Regions from separate parts of the Homo sapiens genome. Here region 1 is linked to region 2. Evidence: chromatin loops called from intact Hi-C (ENCODE). Cell type or tissue: HCT116. All regions are shown on one strand. Each heading gives the region's core, and the rest is flanking DNA. Links, peaks and the distances in the headings are about the cores only.

Region 1 (12,434 bases), core at 5,693-8,192, 100 kb before region 2:
GGACGCAGGGGACCGTCCCAGGAAGCGGACAACACAGCCCTGCGTGCGGCCCTGGCCGTGAGTGTGCTGGACGCAGGGGACCGTCCCAGGAAGCGGACAACACAGCCCTGCGTGCGGCCCTGGCCGTGAGTGTGCTGGACGCAGGGGACCGTCCCAGGAAGCGGACAACACAGGCCTGCGTGCGGCCCTGGCCGTGAGTGTGCTGGACGCAGGGGACCGTCCCAGGAAGCGGACAACACAGGCCTGCGTGCGGCCCTGGCCGTGAGTGTGCTGGACGCAGGGGACCGTCCCAGGAAGCGGACAACACAGGCCTGCGTGCGGCCCTGGCCGTGAGTGTGCTGGACGCAGGGGACCGTCCCAGGAAGCGGACAACACAGGCCTGTGTGCGGCCCTGGCCGTGAGTGTGCTGGACGCAGGGGACCGTCCCAGGAAGCGGACAACACAGGCCTGCGTGTGGCCCTGGCCGTGAGTGTGCTGGACGCAGGGGACCGTCCCAGGAAGCGGACAACACAGGCCTGCGTGTGGCCCTGGCCGTGAGTGTGCTGGACGCAGGGGACCGTCCCAGGAAGCGGACAACACAGGCCTGTGTGCGGCCCTGGCCGTGAGTGTGCTGGACGCAGGGGACCGTCCCAGGAAGCGGACAACACAGGCCTGCGTGCGGCCCTGGCCGTGAGTGTGCTGGACGCAGGGGACCGTCCCAGGAAGCGGACAACACAGGCCTGCGTGCGGCCCTGGCCGTGAGTGTGCTGGACGCAGGGGACCGTCCCAGGAAGCGGACAACACAGGCCTGCGTGCGGCCCTGGCCGTGAGTGTGCTGGACGCAGGGGACCGTCCCAGGAAGCGGACAACACAGGCCTGCGTGCGGCCCTGGCCGTGAGTGTGCTGGACGCAGGGTACCGTCCCAGGAAGCGGACAACACAGCCCTGCGTGCGGCCCTGCCGTGAGTCTCCACCTTTCTGTCTCTCTGGGCTGTGGCTGGGCAGCACGGAAGGGGGGAATCACCTACCTTTTGGTCCAGAAAAATCCATTCCACAGTTTCCACCTTCCCTCACTGACAAACGGGATTTTAAATCCCTTTATCTGGAGACAAACAGAAAGTGTGTGCTTGTGGCGAATAATTTCAGCTGATATTCTTACCAGCTGTTAAGAAACACATGCAAAAAAAAAAAAAAAAAAGACTGGTGACATCTGGCTGGCATTGATATTTTGTGACAGAGTATCTTTTTCCTGGGGGTGTTTTCCAAGAAACCAGTCTCTGGGTCCCCAATCCCCTCACTGCCTGACTGCTTCAGCCTCCAGCCCCCAACCTTTGACCTCTTTGAAAAACAAAAAAGAAAGTGATCATATTGACCAAAGCAACTGTAACCCAAATTGCGGCCACATAATTGGGCGTGGTGACATTGCATTAGCTCAGATTAAACAATGGCCCAGCAGCTGCTTCCCCACGCCAGGCTTTCGACTTCAACTTCCCCTGAGCCACACAATGGGGCATTTTGCTGAGATGGGAAAGATCAGGAGAGGAGGCCCTGTTCCCTGCCACGGCCAGCTGACCTCCTTCTCCTCTTCTAACTGCTTGTAATCGGAGGGATTGTAAATAATGTCAGATAAACGTACTAACACTGTGAATGTTTTCTCTGAAATGTCCAAGTCTATTTTGCCTCATTTTCCCAAGAACGCTGATGAAATGGGCCAGTTTCAGACGGAAGTTTAGACTGGTTAGACCCCTTCTGGATGAGCCGAGGTGCTCAGATACAGCCCGGCACCAAACAGGGACTTTGCCGTCAACGGCACACCCCACAGGTGGCGGTGGCGCCGTAAGATTGTCATGGAGCTGAAAGCGTCTGGTCCCTCGGCTGTCACCTGGCTGTCACATCACAGCACAACGCATGGCTCCCGCCCCTGTGTGACGCCAGCGTGAACAAGTCCACAGCGCTGCCAGCCGGGCACAAGTCCAGCACACGTGATCGTCCACAGCACACACGACCAGATAATGTTAATAAACTTTGTTCCCGGGTGCGTATTTACTATACCAAACTTTTAGTCATTATTTTAGAGTGCGTTCCTTCTATTTATTAAAAAAAAAAGTTAACTGTAGAGCAGCCTCAGGCAGGTCCTGCGGGAGGCGTCCAGGAGAAACCGTGTTATCACAGGAGACGACAGCTCTGTGCATCACTGCCCCCAGAGACCTTCCAGTGAGACCAGATGTGGAGGGGAAGACGGTGATATTGATGATCTTGACTCCATGCAGGCCTAGGATGATGTGTGTGTCTTAGTTTTTTAACAAAAAAGTTTAAAAAGTTAAAATGTTTTAAACAGAAAAAAGCTAATAGAATAAGGATATAAAGAAAGAAACTATTTTTGTGCAGCTGTACAACATGTTTGTATTTGAAGCTACATATTATAAGAGTCAAAGAGTTAAAAAATTAAAAAGTTTATAAAGCAAGAAGGTTACAGTAAACTAAGGTTGATTTATTATTAGAGAAGGAAATTTTTAACAATGGATTTAGTGTAGCCTAAGTGTGTGGTGTATGTAAAGCCTACAGCAGCACGGTCATGTCCTGGCTTCCCACTCACTCTCCACTCACTCATGGACTCACCGGAGCAGCCTGCGTGTGCAGTGTGTGTAAAGCCTATAGCAGTGTACGGTCATGTCCTGGCCTTCCCACTCACTCCCCACTCACTCACGGACTCACCGGAGCAGCCTGCATGTGCAGTGTGTATAAAGCCTACAGCAGTATACGGTCATGTCCTGGCCTTCCCACTCACTCCCCACTCACTCATGGACTCACCGGAGCAGCCTGCGTGTGCAGTGTGTATAAAGCCTATAGCAGTGTACGGTCATGTCCTGGTCTTCCCACTCACTCATGGACTTACCGGAGCAGCCTGCGTGTGCAGTGTGTATAAAGCCTACAGCAGTGTACGGTCATGTCCTGGCCTTCCCACTCACTCCCCACTCACTCATGGACTCACTAGAGCAGCTTCCAGCCCAAGCTTCATTCATGGCAAGTGCCTTACACGGCCGTACCACTTTACATCTTTTATGTCTTGTTTTTACTGTACCTCTTTTCTATTTTTTAGATATGTTTAGGTGCACAAATACTTACCATTGTGTGACAATTGGCTGCAGTATTCAGCACTGTGTGAGTTTGTAGCCTGGAGCTTCGGCCTCCAGCACGTAGCCTGGGTGTGCGGTGGGCTACACCTTCTAGGTGTGTGTGTGTGTCCTCAGTGATGTTAACACAGTGACAAAATCACCTCACATGCATCTCTCAGAACACACAGCTGTATTCCTCCTCCTCCTGCCTTGCATGCGGAAGCTTTTTCTGATGGCGTCAGCTGCCCATGGCTCCCACCCAGACCCCTCAGCACTCATGCAGAAGTGTCATGTTCTGTGTGGCAGGGACCGGTGAGTGCATGTTTAATCTGCTGTTAGAAGGGCCCCTGGGTGTTCCAAGAATGGCCCCAATGCACCAGGACTGGAGGCCCCCTGGGTGGAGAAATCACCTCTCCCAGCCTTTCAGTTCACAGATGGGGAAACTGATTCTAAATCCATTTCATCAGGCCCCGTGATCACAGTCGACGCCCTTGCCATCGGATGTGTAACAGCTACACACTCCCTGCACCTCCAGACTGCAGGGACCGTGCGGAGAACGTGGGACCCTCGTGCTCTCTGTGCCTTGTGACTGCAGGGGCCCAGCGTGTTTGCTGAAGGGAACCCTCTGCCTCCTCCGGTTTGGGTCTTTCCAAGGAATTGCAGGCAGTGGATCCAGGAGATCGCAGAAATCCCAGAATGGAAATGTGAATAAAAACACTTCCCTGGGGTCAGCAAAGGTCAGGAAAAACCTGGTAATTACTTCAGTAGAGTGCAGGGAAACACAATCTCTGCAAAACTAAGTTTCAAAGTCCTGATTTCAAGGGAGGTGGATATTGGAAAAAAGAAACAGCCAACACCCAACCTGAGTCTCTGCCTGTGGAGCCTGGGACCGCCTGGCTGCTGTGTATCTGCTGAGGTGACATTGCTCAGAACACAAGCACGTGGGCTCACGCTGTCCTGCTGTGGGGTCCTGACCAGAAGGGAGGTGATGAGCAAAGCCCAGGTCCTCCCACCGCGAGCGTTTCCTGCAGGGCCTGTGGGTGAAGGACCCTTCCCTTTCCCTCCAAATGTCACCCTGCCCCTGAATCCCTTGTCTCACGTCTTTGCTGGTGGATGTGAGTACCTTCTCCACTCCTTTAAAACTACATAGAACACCTTACAATGTCCCGATTATGCTCTGAAAGGTAAAAGCTGTTTCACAGGGCGTGTGTGTGCATGTGTGTAGACCAGTGCTGTACAATTTGGTTTAGATCCCTGAAAAAAATCTCAATTCTTTCTCATAATTTAGTGCAGAGAATAGAATAGAAGACAGCGTCAGTGTGGCAAGCTTCAAAACGTGTGAGTAGAATCGTGCCGTGGCTCACGCCTGTAATCCCAACACTTTGGGACGAGGCAGGAGAATTGCTTGAGCCCAGGAGTTCAAGCCCAGCCTGGGCAATGTGGCAAGACCCCATCTCTAAAAAAAAAAAAAAAAAAAAAAAAAAAAAAAAGATACACAAATTAGCCAGGTGTGGTGGCGCATGCCTGTAGTCCGAGCTACTTGGGAAGCTGAGGTGGCAGGATGGCTGGAGCCCAGGAGTTCAAGGCTGCAGTGAGCTATGATTGCACCACTATACTCCAGCCTAGGCAACAAGCAAGTCTCTGTCCCTAAAGAAAAAAAAAGCGTGAGTTGCTGAGGCCCAGAGAAGCCAAGGGACTGGCCTGAGGTCACACAGCAGGGGCACACTGTGTGGGGACGAAGCTCGGGCTCCCCCCACCATGTGTGCTTTCCTTGTTATTAATTCACACGAGTGAATAGTTGCAAATGATGCATCTGGATAAACACTGGACTTCTGTTTCCCCACAGCTGCAGGAGAATCACAGTCTCAGCGGCTGCTGCTCCTGACGGGCACGCGTGATGCCCAGTCTGGAGGGTTCGCTGCAATCAGTGCTACAGCTTTAGAAACTGTGATTTACTGCTGATTTAAAACTCTTTAAAGAGCCGACTTCCTGCCGATGGGGCTGAGGGAAGAGCGGCAGGCGCAGTGCTGGCAGAGACTCCGGCAGGGCCTCGTGCGGGGGCCGGGAGCAGCGCCTTCTTTTTAGGAAACGACGCTTCAGGCTCAGGCCCGTCCATGCTCCTCTCCCGTGTGAGTGCAGAGAAGGTCCTGGGTTCTGTCTGCTGCTTCACTCTGGGGGTGAGTGTGCCTCTGGAGTCTCTGAGGGGGCGCGGGAAGGACCTTCAGTTCAGAGCATTTAACCAAAGCTTTTACGGCAGCCGGCGGGGCAAGGGCTCCCGCAAACTCCGAGCTTGAGAGACAGCACCTCAAATTTTCGAACCCTGGTCCTCGTGGAGCCATGCAACGCTGCTCCAAGGAGGGCAGTGGCGGCCCTGGCGCTCTGGGAAGGCCTGGAGGGCTGAGCCTCGGGCAGCCAGCACCACCCTTCCCTCCCCTCGGTTCCCAAGAATCCCAGAGCCATTGAGGAATTGAGGCTGCCACGTTTTAGGCACCCCCAGGATGAGTACAACGTGGGTTTAACACGAGGGAGGCTGCCGCGCTGTCCTGCTTGGTCACGTTAACTATCCACATTTTCCCAAGGAGCAAGGATGGGCGCGTTTCCTCAAGGTTCTTTGGTGGTGGTTTCAGTCTCTGGCTGAGAGAACTGACTGCGCAGGCTTAGTCCTCATTAGTCCAAGACCCAAAGCTTCCAGGATGCAGACGGGAGCTGCAGTGAGCACCCGTGCACCTGCTGATTCTCCATGAGGTCCTGCATGGCCGTGGTGGGCTCTTTCTACAGAAGCTCAGGACTTGACTTGTGTTAGGATGGAGAGTCATAGTGTTGTCTTGCTTTACTTTTTTATTTTTAAAAAATAGACACAGGGTGTTGCTCCGTTGCCCAGGCGGGAGTGCAGGGGTGCAATCACAGCTCATTGCGGCCTCAACCTCCTGGGCTCAAGCAATCCTCCCGCCTCAGCCTCTCAAGGAGCTAGGACCACAGGCACCACCATGCCCAGCTCATTAAAACAATTTTTTTTTCTTTGGTAGAGATGGGATCTCACTATGTTGCCAAGGCTGGTCTCAAACTCCTGGCCTCAAGTGATCCTCCTGCCTTGGCCTCCCAGTGTTGGAATTATAGGCATGAGCCACCATGCCCGACCTTGTTTTACTTTTTATAAATCATGTATATAAACATATTTTATTAATCCCAATACAACCAAGGCCTTCAAGTCCAAAAGACCTGCAGCAGAGGTGGCAGAGGAGAGAGATATGTAAGTGCGGGAAAAATATTCTTAAGGTCTGTTTTCAAGATTTAGTGAAATTTTGGGAAAAGGTACGGAAAATATTTTCATATTTTTTACTTACAATTGTCACTGTGAAAAGAGTTGCTTTTTATGGAGTGACATAAATTTGAAAAAAAAGGTTGTGTTTAAGAAATTAGATACAGCTCTGAAGTATACATGGAATGTCATTCGGCTCAGTAGAATGTGGTGTGTGGGCAATTACCCAGCACGGTAATTCCACATTACAAACCTTTAAATTTAAAACAGATCAAAATAAATCAATTTTGTAAGTGGCTTTACCTAGGTGCAGTGTTTGCATTATGCAACATTTATTTAATATTGTCACGCTGTCCTTGAAGAGCCCGTTTATTCATATTTTGGTCCTCAACCAGGAGCAGTATCTGCTATCTGCACAGCTGCCTCTGGGGGCAGCTCCCAGATCAGTGGCTGCAGAGGCACAGGTGGTGGCTCCACCTGGGCGTGGTGTGGGCTGCGGTGGCCTCCGAACACCTCCGGGAGTGAAAACCCAAACTCTCCTTTGCTGTAAAGCATAATTTTTGTTTTAAATCCTAGATTGAAAAAACCGTGTCACTGGAAGTTAGGAAGCAAACTTCAATCCTAGTATTGTTTTTTTTTGAAATGGAGTCTCGCTCTGTCACCCAGGCTGGAGTGCAGTGGCGCGATCTCGGCTCACTGCAAGCTCCGCCTCCCGGGTTCACCCCATTCTCCTGCCTCAGCCTCCCGAGTAGCTGGGACTACAGGTGCCCGCCACCACGCCCGGCTAATTTTTTGTATTTTTAGTAGAGACGGGATTTCACTGTGTTAGCCAGGATGGTCTCGATCTCCTGACCTTGTGATCCGCCCGCCTCGGCCTCCCAAAGTGCTGGGATTACAGGAGTGAGCCACTGCGCCCGGCCCAATCCTAGTATTCTTAACCACAGTCATTTGCCATTTTTCTTGCACTTCTTTTTCCTATGTGCACTTTTTACAAAGTTGCAATCATAGTCCAGGAACGATTTTTACATTCTGCTTTTCTTTTTACTCAGTATGTTATCTGCAATTTCTAAGTTGCTACATAGTCTTCAAAACCATAATTGTAAAAGTCTGCTTAATACTTCATCGGGCATTTATTTTGAAAATTCTCTGTTCTATAAATGACACTATGACCAATATATGCCCCTCCCTCATGCCATGTTAATTACTGGGTCAAAGGACATAAACATAATTTTGTTTCTTGATACACATTGCCACATCTCTCCTCCCCGCATTGAACAAGCTTCAGTATCACTAATATATAAGGATACATTTCACCACAACTTATCATTACATTTTTGTAACATAATGAAATAAACGATTATTTAATTACATTATTTGACCATGAGCAAGTCTGGCTATTTTCTCATTAAGATTTACAATTTTTCTTTCATGTTTATCTAAATCATATTAATGGATTTCTTATCGATACATTTTTCTATCAATTTGTTTGATCTTTTTATGTAATAAATAATCCCTTATGCTGCTTTTTAAATCTCTAGGATTGTCAGAATATATCGGGAACATCAAAGGCCATTTTTTAATTGTTTTTTCCATAGAACCTGCATTTATTTTTACTTTAATGTTTTACCATTTGGTTGATGGAAGTCACACTTAACTGCCAAAGGGAGCTGTTGAGTTGGTCAACCAGTGTGCAAATCTGATTTGATGTCATGCCAGCCCAAAGTAAAGACCCTGGTTTCTGCAGGGCATGGAATGGGTAATGAACTCTGACCCTTTCTGTAAGGAGGATGGATGACAGCGCGGGGATTCCCATCAGGACTTCCACTTCCAGGAAGGTCGATGGGCTCCAGCCATCTGCAGCCTGCGTCATCCTCTGCCTGAACTCACTGGGGTGCAGTGAGAAGGTGCCCAGACGCCCCAGGGTTTCCTGGGGCTGCTGAGGGCTTTGAGAAGGAGGCTTGCTGGGCCCCAGGGCAGGGAGGAGGTGCCAGGAATTAATTTCATTTTTGCAAATTCACATTAGGACTCAGAACTTTGGAAGACTCATGGAAATTCTCGAAAAATTATTCTGCCTCCAAAGCATTGTGAGAAAGCTGGATCGATAAACATCATTGCTGACTGTGTGCCAGGCACTGAGTTGGCGCTTGGTGTAAACGGTCTCTGCTCCTCACAACGATTCTAAAAGGCTGGTGGGTTTTTTTACTCCAGGTTGGAGAAACTGGAAACTCAGGGTAAAGTGTTCCTTGGTGATGTGGTGGGTGACCTGCAGTGCCGTGACCCGTCCGACTTGAATCTTACGCTCTTCTTACTGGCTGTGGGTCCTAACAGAGACACTGACGCCATTCTTGCCCAGTTATCCCTTCGGGATTTGTTAATCTTTTATCTGAAGCTTCAAAGTTGTCAATTGGTCTAGGGCTCTGGGCCAAGTATGGACTTTACATGGTTCAGACAAGTTGCCTAGGGATTAATTTTCTTCTTTGTGCCTTTTCTGTAATTAAAAGATTTTTTTAAACAATAACTGTGTATCAGAAAAATATAATAAATGCTGTAAACATTTTTATGAAGCAGACAATTTGCTTATAAAAGCAATCATGGCTGCAGGGCTTAGGGCAGAAGAAATGAATGTTTCCCTGAGATTTCCTCTTTTTGGCCGTGGCTAACCAAGCAGGCCACTAATGATGAGATTGGAGGGAATTATGTGTCATTTCCCTCGAGGGGTGGCCAGTTTTCGGCAGCAGGGCAGGGTTCCTGGGGACTGTGAAGCCTCTTTGGTTTTGTAATACTCATGTGAGGCTTGGCCCACATCACTTAGAGTGTTTTATTTCTCTTTAGGTCTTGGACCTGGACCTGAGAGAGCCCAGAACCCCAGTAGCAGCAGAAGGGCCGAAGCGTCACATAGAAACTGTGGGCTGCGGTGGCTCTGGAGCTGGTCAGCGTGACTCTGCCGTTACCTCTGTCCCCTTGGTGAGGTGATTCAAATTCTCAGAACTCTTTCCCCATTGGAAACATGGGGATAATAGCTGCTACTGGGGTTCTGGGCTCTCTCAGGTCCAGGTCCAAGTGTGTAGTGCTGCTGTGAGGGTTAAACGAGATAAATATGTGTAAAAGTGCTTAGTAGAGACACACTTCGTATTCTCAGTCACTGCCTGTGTTCCACCCAGAAAAAGTGCTTTCTGAGTCAAATTTTATCTGTTTTTCAAGGCTCAGCTGATCCCAGCTGTGAATAAGTTTATAGGAAGCTTACTGTTACCCCAGGCAGGAATCCCTCTACTCCAGCTGAGATTTTTCGGCAGTTAGGGCCTGTTCTATGGAGTAAGCCAGCAGTAGTTACATTTAGCCTTATGTTGCTGTGTGCATTTTAATGTTTGTGCCTGAGTAGATTATAAGCTCTTTGAGGGCAGGAACCATGTGTTCGATGTCTTGGAATATCTTACAGAATCTCGAATAGTGGCCAGTCCTCCAGCAGAATCTGCAAACTGACTCCTTAGTGTGAGCCGGAAACTGCAATGCTGTTTTCAAAGTGCTGGCCTTCAGGAGGTAGAGAGACCACACTGGCCAGTGCATGTGGTCCATGCCAGATGGCTCCATCCTACCTCCCTTTGCAGGGGCTGGACAAGGGCAGGCTGGGTGCTTGACTCAGCCAATTCTGAAGATAGGTTTTTGTGTGGCAGAGATCAGCCAGAAAAAGAAATTCTATTTTGATTTGGTCATTTATTGGCATGAGGTTTTACTTTTGCCCGTTGTGGTCAACCAGATGTACTGGTTGGTGCTGGCTGCAGCCCACGGAAGGCCCCACCTGTGCCATGGGCACAGACAGATGGGAGCAGCTGGCTGCCTGGAGACAGGACCTTGGTTTCCGTTTGATGCAGTCACTCCAAATAAACATGCAGTCTATTGTCTGTAGCTGGCATCATTGACTTTCACAGGTAACCTCCAAAACAAGACGGGGTCTCTCCACCGGCCTGGGTGGGGGTACAGCTACACCTTGCACACGGTTTCATATGAAGAGAAACATGAGATGAAATAAATAAAGGAACAGGAAAGAGAGATACAAGAACTAAGACTGAGGAGTGTCTCACTTTTAATCTTTCTCTCCTCGTGTCTTTGGGGTGCCACAATTTTAGTGACTGGGACTAGCGATTCCAGCATATAATACATTTCACAATCACAACTTACATTTTTTCTGTTTTCCAACACGTTTAAAGTATACGAAATGTAACATCACATCAGTCTTCAGAATAGTGATAGAGTCAGGTATTACGCATGATCGTTCTACTAAGTCTATTTGAGGGAAGCAAACGTTGAGAATTCAGGGATGAGATTCCAGCGTCTGTCGACCTCGGCGCCACCTGGGTGCTGGTTTCTCCTGAATCCAAACGCGCATTTTAAGCAGACCCAGGCGGTTTCTTGCACATTCGCGTTGGAGAAGCGTTGCTTTGGGGTCGGCACAGAACTCCTCTCCATGTTTCGTTGAGTTACAGCAGGCCCCCGGGTTAACAGTCCTCCCCCGACTTGCCAGATACAGCAGCCTTCCTTCTTTCAGAAGGCCTGGGAAAACTGCTCAGGCTGGGACTTGCGGGCGGTGAGATTCGGTGCCACAGGGGGCTTCTAGTTGAGATTCGTTCCCCATCCCCCGGGTCCCAGGGGCTTTGCTTGTGAGAAACTGTTCTGCTCTTTTAGGGGTAGCGGCAGCCACTTCAGCACAGGCTGAGGGTCTCTTATCTGAAGTGCTTGGGACCAGAAATGCTTTGATTTTTGGATTTTTTGGGGGATTTTGGAATATTTGCATATATATAATGAGATATCTTGAGACGGGACCCAAATCTAAACATGAAATTCATTTATGTTTCATACACATAGCCTGAAGGTCATTTTATGTAACATTTTAAATAATTTGTGCATGAAGCAAAGTGCTGACTGTGTTTTGACTGTGACCCATCACATGAGGACTGGTGGAGTTTTTCACTTGTGGTGTCATGTCGAGGCTCAAAACATTTCTGATTTTGGAGCATTCTGGATTTCAGATTTTCCTATCGGGGTGCTCACCTGTGTCACTGCTCTGCCAATCCACCACCAGGCTTGTGCCCCTCAGGTGAGACACATGGTCCAGAGAGATCTTGGGTCTCAGACAGACAAAACTGACAAGGACAAAAATGCACCCTCAGCTGAGAAAAGAGGGCAACAGAATCACCCAGAAATGCACCCTCAGCTGAGAAGAGGGCACCAGAAATGAATTCTGGTTAAAAACACTGTGGGGCAGTCAGGTGTCCGACCTACGTGGTCGCGGACGAGGGAGTGGGTCACGGCTGGCTGGTGTGGTGTGCAGGAGACGGGGGCTCGGTTCCATGGTCGCGGACGAGGGAGTGGGGTCACGGCTGGCTGGTGTGGTGTGCAGGAGACGGGGGCTCGGTTCCATGGTCGCGGACGAGGGAGTGGGGTCACGGCTGGCTGGTGTGGTGTGCAGGAGACAGGGGCTCGGTTCCATGGTCGCGGACGAGGGAGTGGGTCACGGCTGGCTCCATGGTCGTGGACGAGGGAGTGGGTCACGGCTGGCTGTTGTGGTGCACAGGACATAGGGGCTCGGTTCCATGGTGTCTCCCTGTGACCACTGCAGAGAAGGCATCCCAGTGGACGCCACTCACACAGGGGCAGGGAGGGTGGAGAGTGCGCCTAGGGGCTTTCCGATATACTAAATTGCCTAACACAGCAGTTCCTCGTGGACACTGGTAATGAAGGCAGGATGTGTTTTTGGTTTATTGTTACTTTTGGCTAGTCTCCAAAACTCATACAGCCCAGTTTTCTGATGGAAACTGAGAAACATTTATCAACGACAGTATCTACCCAATAGAATCTTGTTAACTTAAATGCAATAATGTGTCTGTAGAGCACTAGAGTCTTTGAAAGAGACCCGTATCATGAAGTAAGAGTATCGTGTTTTATTCTTGGTGAACTTCAGGAAGTACAAGTACTGCCCCTGGCTGGGAGTTTCCTTCTTCATTTTCGTGCCTGGAGTGCCTTCGATCACACCTGTCGTGTGCGTGAATCAGGTCTTCTCCATTTCTCAGAGGTACGTCATGCGTT
Region 2 (12,434 bases), core at 5,226-7,725:
GGTCTTTTCTAAGTTCCTTTATTCTGTCCCTCAGCTTATCAGCGACTGAGCTGGCCGTGTTTAGGAGGACGGGGTGATGCCACTGACACTGAGGGAGGCGTGAAGCCTGAGACGCGCCTGTGAGACCGGGACCGGTGGGGCCGGCGCGCGCCCAGATTCCAGCTCTGCCCCAGGAGCCTGAAGCCCCCAGCAACCTGCAGTGTGGGCTCTGAGAAACTCGGTGAAACAGGGCTTCCCTGCAGGTGGCCAGCGGATGGGACAATCAGGGCAGACTTGGAGGTCTCTGAAGTCTTGGAAAGTCTGAAGGGCAGGCCAGCCTGGGAGATGGAGGACACACTGGAGTGGCAGGTGCCTCGGGCGGCCGGCTGAGCACCAAAGAGGGACTTCTCACACACAGGTCCGCTTGGTCTCCTACACGCTTGCCCACGCGCTCCGTGGATGCAGGAGCCGTGGTTATCCTTGGCAGAAGGTTGAGTAGCACCTGCCTTGCCAGGGACCTGCTCCAAGCAGGCACGTCTGGTGAATGCTGTGCCAGGCCCTTCCGGGAGCAGCCCCTCCCCGGGTGCCGGGGTCACCTGGCTCTGCCTGCCTGCATGTGGATCCCTGCGGGGCAGCGGGCACCCGGATGACGTGGTTTTCCCTCACTGGATTGGAGTGGAGTGAATTTAACCCCCTCGTGGCTGCCATCATTTTCACTGTGAGGGAAGAGCAGCCGTGCCGTGGTGGTTTTAGATGTCGTCTGTGGAGGACATCAGGCTGACATCCACGTCCTGGACTCCCCCTCGTTTGGTTTCAGAATTTCTCTTAAAGACAACATCATATTGTGACCCCAAAGCATTCGATAGAAATATCAAAATTTTAAGGCACTTTGAGAATTAAGATAAAATATCTGTAAATATTATGTCAAATTTCACCAGACTTTTCTCCTGTCTCGTTAACTCAGCCTCCTCTAATCTTGTCTCTACTCACATAATGTGCTTAACAGCAGCCGCCTCCCGTCCCATCCACATTCCCTGTGCTCCCGGGGCAGTGCACTGTGCTGTCGCCCGACCTGACGTCGCTTTCTTTTGAGACATGTTTCTCCCTCTCCTCCTGCCTGCTGGTTGTCTCATGGATAAAACAGTTCAGCGCTGCAGCTGCAGTGCGATGCCCACGGTGCCCAGGTCCTATCTGGGTGTAAGACCATCAGGGTCAGAGCTGGGCCGTGAGGAGCCCACCTGGGCCATCCCCAGCTTCGCAAAGAGGGGCCTGGCTCCACACACAGGGTGCGCCCGACACCTCTCATGGCCCAGCTGCAGCCTCCCTAGCTCTGGGCTTGGTGCTCCAGCCCACGCAGCCTCTCTGTAAATTATTTTTAGAGTCCCAGGAATGTTGCACTTGGAACTTCTGAGTCTCCCTTTCCAGGATTAGGAGGTGAGGAGGTGAGGGAACAGGCTGTTTGTGTGGTTGGGATGTTTCTAAGGGGAAGCCGGCATCTGCTGCCATGGCCCTGAGCCGCCGGCATGACGACGCTGGTGATCTCAAGGGCTGCGAAGCTCAGGTGAGGAGAGAGTGCATGGGGTGTGATTGTGAGGGGACGGATGGGCTGTGTGGCCATGCAGGGAGAGAGCACTGGGAGGGGGGCGGTGATCTGTGTGAGGGATGGATGGGGGCTGCGTGGCCCCTGCGGGGAGAGAGCACCGGGGTGGGTGATGTGTGTGAGGGATTGGACGGACTGCATGACCCCACCCCGAAACACAAGCCATCCCCAGAGAGAGGCAGGCCTGCTGGGAGGGCGGCGACCATGGCTGGGGCTGGCAGGGGGTGGCCGGGACTGGGACGAGCCCACTCTCATGGGGTGAATCAGCAAGTCTGGCCAGAGTGCAGAGCAGCCCTGACTGACTCCCAACTCCAGCTTCCAGGCAGGAGCAGGCGGTGGCCAGCAGGGGTTCCTGTGAAGTCCCAGGAGTCTGTAGCTGGAAGTGGGCGTAGGGAGCACTGGATCCGTGCCTAACCAGGTGGCCATCCGGGTCCCTTGTGCTGGCTCTGGCTGGACCTCATGCCAGGTCACTGTGGGGATGGCCCCGGAAAAGGGCACCCTGGGGAGTCACTCCTGGAAGCTCGTTCGTTCTGACCTCTCGTTTACAGACCCTCCTTTACGATTTCTCAAAGTCTGAAGTTCTCCTTGGAGTGGGGACTGATTTCCTACTGCCGCTGTAATCACTCACTTGGTGGCTTAAAGCCACACACATTTATTATCCTACAGCTCTGTGGCTGGAAGTCTGAAAAGAGTCCCACTGGGCTAAAACTCTAGCTGTCGTCAGGGCTGGTTCCTTCTGGAGGCCGCAGGGAGAATCCTCCCCTAGCCCCAGGCCTCTTCCAGCCTCCAGAGGCGGCTGCGTTCTGTGGCTTGAGGCTGCCACCTCCACCTGCAGAGCCAGCCATGGGGCTCAGCCCTTCTCACGCACGTCCCCCCGATTCCTGCCTGTTTCCTCTCCCACGTCCAGGGACCCAGTGGCACCTCAGACCCGGCACAATCTCCCCTCTCGGGTCAGCTCAGCCGCGCCCTTCATTTCGTCTGGAGCCTAAATTGTGTTTTCCATGTAGCATGACACGTTCACCAATGCTGGAGTCTAGGATGGAACATCGTTGGGGGGCACCGCTCTGCCTACCACAGTGTGGGATGATGGTCAGAGAAGCCATGGAGATGAAGCAAACGTGATTGGCACAGCCGGCCACGAAGCCAAGGGCACCATGAGCACATGTGTGCTGTGAGCACCCTGCACACATGGCCATTCCGGGGTCATGTGGTAGGGGGGAGCGCATCTCTGGGAGGGGCCCCTGGTGAGCTCTGTGCTGAGTGTGGCCCTATCTGAGGGAAACAGGTACTTTAGCATGCGTGTGTGTGTGCTGTGTGTACACACATGTCCATGCACATATGCCTGCACGTGTGTATGTATGTGTGCACACTTCAGGAGTCAGAGGTCACCCCCACAGCGCTGGTACGTGTGTGTGTCTCTGTGTGTGTATACGTGTGTGTCTCTGTGTGTGTACGTGTGTGTGCACATGCTTCAAGAGTCAGAGGCCACCCCCACAGCGCTGGAGTGTGTGTGTGTGTGTGTGTGTGTGCGTGCATGAGCTTCAGGAGTCAGAGCCACCCCCACAGCGCTGGTGTGTGTGTGTCTGTGTCTGTATGTGTGTGCACATGCTTCAGGAGTCAGAGCCGCCCCACAGCACTGGTACGTGTGTCTGTGTGTGTGTGTGCGCGTCTGTGTCTGTGTGTCTGCGTGTGTATGTGTGTGCATATGCTTCAGGAGTCAGATCCACCCCCACAGTGCTGGTACGTGTGTCTGTGTGTGTGTGTGTACGTGTGTGTGTGTACGTGTGTGTCTGTGTGTGTACGTGTGTGTACGTGTGTGTGTACATGTGTGTGTGTACATGTGTGTGTCTGTGTACGTGTGTGCACATGCTTCAGGAGTCACAGCCACCCCCACAGCGCTGGTACATGTGTGTCTGTGTGTGTGTGTCTGTATGTGTGTGTGCATGTACGTGTGTGTACATGCTTCAGGAGTCAGGGCCGCCCCCACAGCGCTAGTACGTGTGTGTGTCTGTGTGTGTGTGTCTGTGTGTACGTGTGTGTGTACGTGTGTGTGTGCACACTCTTCAGCAGTCAGAGCCGTCCCCACAGTGCTTTCCCTGGCTTTTCTGCCTCATTCCTACAGGCTCCGCTGTGGTGACTGCAGGCTCCTGTCCCTGTAAATCAGCCCATCCTCAACACCGGCTCTTCACTCCTTGCTTCAACCACCTACAGTAGCTTCAAACCCCAGGAATGTGGTTATAAAAATGAAAATATGTAAAGTGAGACGCCATCTAATGCCACCCTTTTGGTGGAGAGCAGATTTAGGCTTAAGACAGCTGGTGCCTGAGCGTTTGCGAGTTCACGTTCTGAGGCTCGGGAATGCTTGCAAGTGGATATCCAGGCAGCAGCATCAGTCGGTGGTCTTAAAAGCAACAGGAAGACATTTTTGTGTTGCCAGGAGAGGCACATTTTATGACTTACTGTGCTAGAAATCTGCATATACAAAATATTGATGGAATGGAGTTAGGATTTTTAGGGTCAAAAAATACACACCAAGATAAGAATTGTAAAAATATAATGAACGGTTGGGCCAGAATTAGTACAAGCGGAAGTGACTGAAAGGAAGTTTGGTGACGGGAGGGTCCCTCGTTGCGGTTACTTTGGGGAGACTGTGAATCCTTGAGGGAGGGTGTGGCCTGGCTCCGCCCAGGGTTGGCCTCTGACCCGCTGTGCAGCCCCGGGCGACCCCCAGCGCTCAGGCCTCCGCGTCTTCATCTGAGGAGAGTGGGAAAAAATCCTTCAGAGGAAGGAGGGCTGCCATGGGGATGATCCTGAATCGCTGGTGTACCTGGAGTACCTGATGTGTGTCTGCTCCGTGAGTTCTCTGGGCGTTGGAGCTGCCGTTGTTACTGATGGCTGCAGCCCGTTGTTGGGTGCCTATGGTTGCCGAGCGCTGAGCTTGACCCGGGCTGTGTGCTGGGATCACTTCAGAGCTGCATAAAGCCCGGTGTCCAGGGCCGCATCCCAGACTGACTAAGCCGGGGCATTCGGGAGCAGAACGGGCTGCCAGGAGGCGCCCAGCACGTGGTCCAGGTCAGGGCCGGTGGCTGCTCCACTGGACAAATGGGACAAACGGGACTCAGGGCCAGGTGCTCTCCTGCCTCACTGGGAGGGTGACAGACGGTTGTGGTTGTTGGGACCTCTGGCAGAGCAGGGAGGGGACCGGAGCCAGAGGCTGAGACGGGCGAGTGGGATCAATACCAGCCAGCACCGTGGGCTTCAGTGCAGGGCCCTCCAGCCACCCTGCCCCAGAGTGCATTCTTGAGCTCCTGCTGTGGGGTTCTGAGTGGGGGGGTCCCTCCTGGCATCCCCCAGGGGCTGTCTGTGCCTGCGTTCCTCCTCTTGCCAAGTCCCGGGGACGGGGCTACATCTGGGGCTTCCGGATCCCTCAGACGCTGGTGAGTGCAATCCTTTGCACACAGAAGGCACTCAGTAAGAAGTGTTGAATTGGTTGACTATTCTTGCCAAATTTGTACATCTTTCTTTCTGTCCCCAACACCCTGGTATGTGGCAAGCCTTGGGGTTAAAGGAATGAGCCCCGGGGTGAGATCAGGAGGAAACTTTGCCCCCCTGGAACTAGCTGTGCTCTTGAACCAGTCACTTCGCCTCCCCATTTAAAAAGTGGAGATGGTGAGGCAGACGGATCACGAGGTCAGGAGATCGACACCATCCTGGCTAACATGGGGAAACCCCGTCTTTATTAAAAATACAAAAAATTAGCCGGGCATGGTGGCGTGCACCTGTAGTCCCAGCCACCCGGGAGGCTAAGGCAGGAGAATCACTTGAACCCGGGAGGTGGAGGTTGCAGTGAGCTGAGATTGCCCCACTGCACTCCAGCCCAGGTGACAGGGCAAGATCGTCTCAAAAAAAAAAAAAAAAAAAAAAAAGTGGAGATGGTAATTTCTGCCATCCTCACTATGTTAGAGGCTGTGGGGATCAAATGATAGATTTTTGCAAAATATTATACAAATACAAAGTCTTATCCCGGGCAATAGCACCCTAGTCCTAAGCCCAAGCTTTGTACCTGTCAGGTTCTCCTGGGAGGCCTCTCACACATCCAGGGACCCGCAGCCACGCCAGGCAGGGTGCTTTAGGCATAGCTGCAGCGCGGCCTGGCCTGCTGTGTTCGGTCCCTTGAGTTCTGAGAACGCCCTGCCTCTGCCTCCCCTTGGAGCCTGGGGTCTGTTTGGGCTCCTCCTCCCCTCAGTCCAAACCCTCTTTAAAGCCAGGTTGATGCTGACCAGAACCCAGTGTGACTGTGACCCTGGGCACACCGCGCCCCTTAATTTGTCAATTTGGGGAATTAATCTGTGGAAGAATGAGTGAGAGTCAGGGGTCAGGCCTGCTGGCTGGTTGTGCTCCACAGGGGGCTAATGAAGACCCCCCGGCGGGGAGGGAGCGAGGCCAGGAGGGTGCCCTGCCCCCGTTTCCTGACGGCCGGTCAGCAGGCTGTGGGGTTATCTGGGAGCCCCACAGCCCAGCCTGCAGGAGTCGTGGCCTGTCCTGAGAAGAGCTGCCTCTTTCGGGAAGTTCGAGCTTTAACTGTGGAATGGACTCTGACTGGCCTGTCCAGGGCAGCCCCCACACAGGAGCAGGCCCAGGAGTGCCCAGGTCCACCTGCCTAGACAACAGATTCCACCTGCCAGTGCCATGTCCCTGGAAAGGCTGCCCGCCTGCCTGAGCCACAGCCCCAGAGGGCCACTCACCTGCCCATGCACCCCAAGGGTGGCCCATCTGCCCATGTCCCTGGAAGAGCCGCCCAACTGCCTGGCCGCGCCCTTGGAAGGGCTGCCCACCTGCACATGCCACGCCCCTGAAGGGCCACTCACCTGCCCATGCCCCCCAAGGGTCGCCCACCTGCCCACGCCCCCGGAAGGGCCGCCCACCTGCCTGGCCACGCCCCCGGAAGGGCCGCCCACCTGCCTGGCCACGCCCCCAGAAGGGCCGCCCACCTGCCTGGCCACGCCCCCGGAAGGGCCGCCCACCTGCCTGGCCACGCCCCCGGAAGGCAGCCCACCTGCCTGGCCACGCCCCCGGAAGGGCCGCCCACCTGCCTGGCCACGCCCCCGGAAGGGCCGCCCACAGACATCCTTTTGGCTGAGTTCTGCTGCCTGAAAACTTCTGTCAAAACACAGAATCGTTTCTGGAAGTGAGACGATTGAACTGGTTTCTTGCCAACAGGTGTCCCAGAAGGAGCGTTCGCAGCTCCCTGGAGGCGGGAACGGAGTCCCCCGGGGAGAGAGTGGTCCAGGGTTTGCCCTCAGGCGTCCACACTGTCCGCCGGCGAGGCTGGTCCTGTTCCCAGCACCCACGCTGCTAGAGCCACCGGATCTCCCAGGAGGAGACCCAGCTGCACTCAGAAGAATCACGCTGGCCTAGGAGATGGACGGCGGCGTGCGGGGTGAGGAATAAAAGTCCTGCTGGTGCTGCCCGAGGCCCGGGTTGTGTGGACGGCGGGGGGCGGCACCGGTCTCTCAGTGCCCGGGTTCTGTCTACGTTCTGCCGCCTCCCTGGCCGTACCCGTACCGCTATTAAGAGGGATATGTTCACCGCTGCCCCACCCATAGAAAACAGACTCTGTGGTGCCCGTGAAAACACACGTTGGTGAGACTGGCACGCCCATGTCACGTGGCCTCATGATCACTCCGGGCTAGGCCCAATTTCCAAATAAGGGTGTGCCCACGGGTGCTGGGTCAGGACCCCTCGATTGTCACCCAAGAAGCCGTGCCGGGCTCTGGCCTATGCGACCTGTGGTCGTCTGTTACAGTAGCGGGAAGCAGCCTGGGGCCGTGGAGCTGTGCGGGGGCAGAGCTGGCTCCTGGGGTTTGAGGGAACGAGGGCCTCAGAGGGGGTCTGTGGAAGACGGGATCTGGGCAGCCCCTTGCTGGACGCTGAGCAACGTCGGACTGCAGCTTCCTGCCGGGACCTGACATGCAAACAGCAGAAACCATGGGGGCGCGACGCACTTGCTGGGGCAGGCGGGGTGGGCAGCCTGGCGCCAATCACCTCGGCTCTGCAGCCTGGAGCGGACGGGGCAGGGGGCTTCTGCTGCATCCGAGGGCCGAGCGTGGCTTTCCATTCCCAGCCAACGGGTCTGGAAAGCAGACCGCACGGGTCCAATAATCAATCATCCACTTAATCAATTAGGAGTATGCTAATGCAGGAGGATGGCGGGCGGCACTGCACAGGGCCCGGGCTGGATGCTGGTCCCCTAATCAGTGGCAGGTGAAGGGGCTGGGGCGGGCCGGGGGCGTCTCCGTGCTTAGAGGGAGAGGATGCCCGGACGTGGGCCTGGGGGCTCAGCCAGCCGCCTGCCCGCGAGAGGAGGCGCCGCTTTGTCCCGCAGTTACCCTGTAGGGAGGGCTTTCCTGGGTTGTCTGTCACTCAGCGCCAAGCGAGGCAGTTTCAGGGAACATTTTCATCACTTCTAAGACCTGGAGAGTGCACTGAGTCCAGCCTCGAAACGATCCCTGCTTTTCATCACAGAGGGTGAGTCTGCTGACTTTTGCCTGCAAACCCTGAGATGCGGTGACATAAAAAGTGAGAAAATCGCCATTCCCTCTCAGCAGCGCAGGTGAGCTTGAGAACCGCCTGCCCCCACGGGGCCGCAGCGCCCGACCCGTCTCTAAAACAGCAACAGCGGCGCCTGCACCGACGTCTGCTTCTAGGCCCGGATAACCTAATGCACCTTAACGCACTTTGCCAACGCTGCTGGGAGCACAAATGCGGATTTATTATAATTGACAATGAGTCTTGTTTCCATCGGTGCAGTGTAAATATATGTGAAATTTACTAGGAGAGACACCACTTTTTGCAAACTGTGATGCTATTTCCCTCTGAATTCAGCCAGTTGGAGCTTTTTAAAGCATCTCCCTTTCTCTCGGGGTGCGGGTGCCCGGTGTACTCTCCCTGTTGCCACCTCTGCCCGGCCCCTTTCCTGGAGGCTCCAGGAGAGAAGGCACACAGCTGCCCTCCACGCTTCCAGCTTCTCAAGGCTGCCCATGGCTTGCAGCCTCTGCCTTTGACCCAGCAACGCGGGTCGCCCTCCCCCACCATCTCTTGGTGGTCCCAGCATCTCAGGTCGGCCTCTCCCACCATCTCTCTCTGGTCCCAGCATCTCAGGTCAGCCTCTCCCACCATCTGTCTCTGGTCCCAGCATCTCAGGTCGGCCTCTCCCACCATCTGTCTCTGGTCCCAGCATCTCAGGTCGGCCTCTCCCACCATCTCTCTCTGGTCCCAGCATCTCAGGTCGGCCTCTCCCACCATCTGTCTCTGGTCCCAGCATCTCAGGTTGGCCTCTCCCACCATCTCTCTGTGACCCAGCAGCGCGGGTCGCCCTCTCCCACCATCTCTTGATGGTCCCAGCATCTCAGGTCGGCCTCTCCCACTATCTCTCTCTGGTCCCAGCATCTCAGGTCGGCCTCTCCCGCCATCTCTCTGTGACCCAGCATCTCAGGTCGCCCTCTCTCGCCATCTCTCTGTGACTCAGCAGCGCGGGTCGCCCTCTCCCACCGTCTCTTTGTGGTCCCAGCATCTCAGGTTGGCCTCTCCCACTATCTCTCTCTGGTCCCAGCATCTCAGGTCGGCCTCTCCCACTATCTCTCTCTGGTCCCAGCGTCTCAGGTTGGCTTCTCCCACCATCTCTCTGTGACCCAGCAGCGCGGGTCGCCCCCTCCCACCATCTCTCTCTGGTCCCAGCATCTCAGGTCGGCCTCTCCCGCCATCTCTCTGTGACCCAGCATGTCAGGTCGCCCTCTCCCGCCGTCTCTCTGTGACCCAGCAGCGCGGGTCGCCCTCTCCCGCCATCTCTCTGTGACCCAGCATCTCAGGCGGCCTCTCCCGCCATCTCTCTGTGACCCAGCAGTGTGGGTTGGCCTCTCCCACCATCTATCTCTGGTCCCCATGCCCCCCACAACCTGAGGGTCTTGGGGTTATATTGGGCCCAGCAGACCATGCAGGATGCTCTCCCCACATTGCAGGGCCCAAAGCTGTGTGGGGCTTTTCCTAATCATTCTTCTGGATGATCTGTATGAAATTCTCTCACTCCGTGGCACACAGAGACACATTTGAGGGCCAGCATGAGACCAGCTCAGAGGGTCACCCTTATGTGAAGGCCTCGGGCCACAAGGCTGTGGCTCACCTGTGGAGGTCCTCGCTGCTTGCTGGCAGAGCCGGAACCAGAGAGGTCTCTGGAGGGGCTGCAGATGTGGGGTGGGCACAGCCTCAGCCTCAGTGTTTGCTATGGTGTTGCTGCAGGCAGGAAGTGCCTCCGAGGGAATCTGGCATGGGGAGGTCATGGCCTGACGGGAGCCCTCGGGACCATGTGTGCCAGGCTCTGGGGGCCCTGGGGTGGAGCTCGGGCTCTGACCAGCTGGCCTGTGGCTGCCGGCCTGGGAACCAGAGTTGTGCATGGCTGCCTGAGACGGCAATGGCCTCGACTTGGAGTGTCTGGCCAGTGGCACGTCAGAGCCCGTGGGATTTAAAATGTCCTGGGCTCAGTCTCCCTGGTGGGAGCCCAGCCTTGGGGGGTCTGCAGGGCCCAGGTGATGCTGGGAGCCCAGACCCTTCGCTTCCTGTCTTCCCAGCAGCACCCCCAGTGCGTTCCAGGTCGTGCGGGCGCTGAGATGGGTGTGAGTGCGTCTCCTGCTGCCTCTGTGGCCCATGTGTGGCGCTGGAGTTCTGGAAGTCCTTAGAGTCCCAGGGGGCCCCTTCCCTGCCTCAGGCCCAAGTTCTGCACCATTCAGGCCTATGGTGTCTGCACAGGAGAGGGTGGGCGCCCACGCAGACAGGAGGCCCTGTGGGGGCTATGGGAACGGGCAGCTTCTCCCGGAGGACGTGTGGTCATAAAGCCCATCGTGGCTCCCGGGGATGAAGGGGCAGGTGACTCACAAGGGCCCCTTGGGGAACCCTGTGTCTACTCTAGGCCTGCTGCGATGGAGGTGGCATCTGTGCACCCCACCCCACAGCGGTGTCTGGCTTTCCTTTGGCTGACCATCCCCGAGCCCTGCCCCCTTCTGTGGAAGTCAATTCGGCTGAAGGCGTGGGGTGGTCCGCGTGCACCTGCCCCGCAGGGCGCAGCCTCCCTGGTTCAGAACAACTGCCTCCCACCCGAGTGGATGCCAGGCTTTCTATAGGAACATCCGTGGAAAGATTTTTCTTCTGAAATCTTACCCAGGTTCTCAACAGTTGGGACCAATTTAGCCCCAGCTTTATCACGGCCTATAAATTGGCTTCTCATTCTTTGGGTTTAAGATTCCATCCCAAGCATATAATTACTTCCCCAAACATGCTTTTATGCTCCTAAGTGACCAGACATCATGTCCCTAATCCTTTATCTTGATTAGAAATGGATCCCATATTTTAGTGGGTTGTCAGCCAGCCCCTCGCCCTCTGGACCCGCTGTCTGAAGTTGGCAGTGTGGTTGTAAGCCCGTTCAGTCCCGAAATAGCTGACCGCCGCTCACTGCATTTTCCATCTCAGCAGGACCGTGTGCGGCTGCAAAGCTGAGCTGTCGTCTTGCCTGTGGCTTCCGAAATGCAGCCCTGGGCCCTGTGATCGCTGCATTTTCTCTGCGCAGCTTTGAGGGACGGAGTGTGCTGACCAACAGAAGAAAGGCAAACAGCAGAAACTGACACTGTGGTGGCCACTGGACGTGGCCTCGGTCGGCTGCGGAGAGAGAATTTATTTCCACAGCGACCCTCAGGAGGCGCAGGTCTTGGCCAGACCCATTCTTAGAAAGGAACATGAGATCAGAAAGGCTTGTGTGTTGTTTTAAAACAAACCCTGCATCCACTGCTCACCTAGTCCTCTGTGAGGCAGGTGACACCTCCTCCTGAAGAGAATCGGGGCGTCCCGCAACTACCCCACTCTTCCCACTGCCTGTGCAGTGCAGAGCAGGACACACCTGCAGGGGCCAGGGGACAAGCGCTGGGTTCCGTAGAACGGTCCTGGGTCCTGTAGAGGGGTCCTGGGTTCTGTAGAGGGGCCCTGGGTTCTATAGAGGGGCCCTGGGTCCTGTAGAGGGGTCCTGGGTTCTACAGAGGGGCCCTGGGTCCTGTAGAGGGGTCCTGGGTTCTGTAGAGGGGTCCTCGGTTCTGTAGAGGGGTCCTGGGTTCTGTAGAGGGGTCCTGGGTTCTATAGAGGGGTCCTGGGTTCTGTGGAGGGGTCCTGGGTTCTGTAGATGGGTTCTGGGTTCTGTAGAAGGGTCCTGGGTTCTGTAGAGGGGTCCTGGGTTCTGTAGATGGGTTCTGGGTTCTGTAGAGGGGTCCTGAGTTCTGTAGAGGGGTCCTGAGTTCTGTAGAGGGGTCCTGGGTTCTGTAGAGGGGTCCTGAGTTCTGTAGAGGGGCCCTGGGTTCTGTAGAGGGGTCCTGGGTTCTGTAGAGGGGTCCTGGGTTCTGTAGAGGGGTCCTGGGTTCTATGGAGGGGTCCTGCGTTCTGTAGAGGGGTCCTGGGTTCTGTAGAGGGGTCCTGAGTTCTGTAGATGGGTTCTGGGTTCTGTAGAGGGGTCCTGAGTTCTGTAGAGGGGTCCTGGGTTCTATGGAGGGGTCCTGCATTCTGTAGAGGGGTCCTGGGTTCTGTAGAGGGGTCCTGAGTTCTGTAGAGGGGCCCTGGGTTCTGTAGAGGGGCCCTGGGTTCTATGGAGGGGTCCCTGGGTTCTGTGGAGGGGCCCTGGGTTCTGTGGAAGGGTCCTGGGTTCTATGGAGGGGTCCTGGGTTCTGTGGAAGGGTCCTGGGTTCTGTGGAGGGGTCCTGGGTTCTGTGGAGGGGCCCTGGGTTCTGTGGAGGGTCCCTGGGTTCTGTGGAGGGGTCCTGCGTTC

Evidence for each region. A loop is a pair of places that touch in the nucleus more often than their neighbours do. Peaks named below come from ENCODE experiments on the same cell type or tissue, not always from the same donor. Only the 100,000 strongest peaks of a DNase experiment are listed, where the experiment ranks them.
Region 1: it touches region 2 in a loop (2.2-fold over the local background); 10 of 110 quality-filtered maps call a loop at or near these places.

The regions. Positions count from the first base shown.
Region 1 is chr6:170,255,253-170,267,686 of GRCh38, reverse strand. LOC154449 (a long non-coding RNA gene) reads left to right here and starts at 5,118. Exons shown (of 3, transcript NR_002787.2): 1 at 5,118-5,271; 2 at 9,186-9,317; 3 at 12,310-12,434. It overlaps LOC285804 (a long non-coding RNA gene), which reads left to right. Exons shown (of 3, transcript NR_126021.1): 3 at 1-1,018. RefSeq lists enhancers at 1-490, 491-1,067. In HCT116, for the core only: a CTCF peak has its summit at 6,784; a DNase peak (open chromatin) is centred at 6,806.
Region 2 is chr6:170,154,710-170,167,143 of GRCh38, reverse strand. LOC105378153 (a long non-coding RNA gene) reads left to right here and starts at 6,700. Exons shown (of 3, transcript XR_943322.3): 1 at 6,700-7,019; 2 at 8,105-8,192; 3 at 11,102-11,376. LOC102724511 (a long non-coding RNA gene) reads right to left here and starts at 6,502. Exons shown (of 3, transcript NR_125878.1): 1 at 6,448-6,502; 2 at 4,416-4,673; 3 at 4,117-4,333. RefSeq lists enhancers at 2,181-3,118, 5,649-6,513. In HCT116, for the core only: no CTCF peak of the experiment used is centred there; DNase peaks (open chromatin) are centred at 6,393 and 6,683; H3K4me3 peaks cover 1,655 bases; H3K27ac peaks cover 1,351 bases.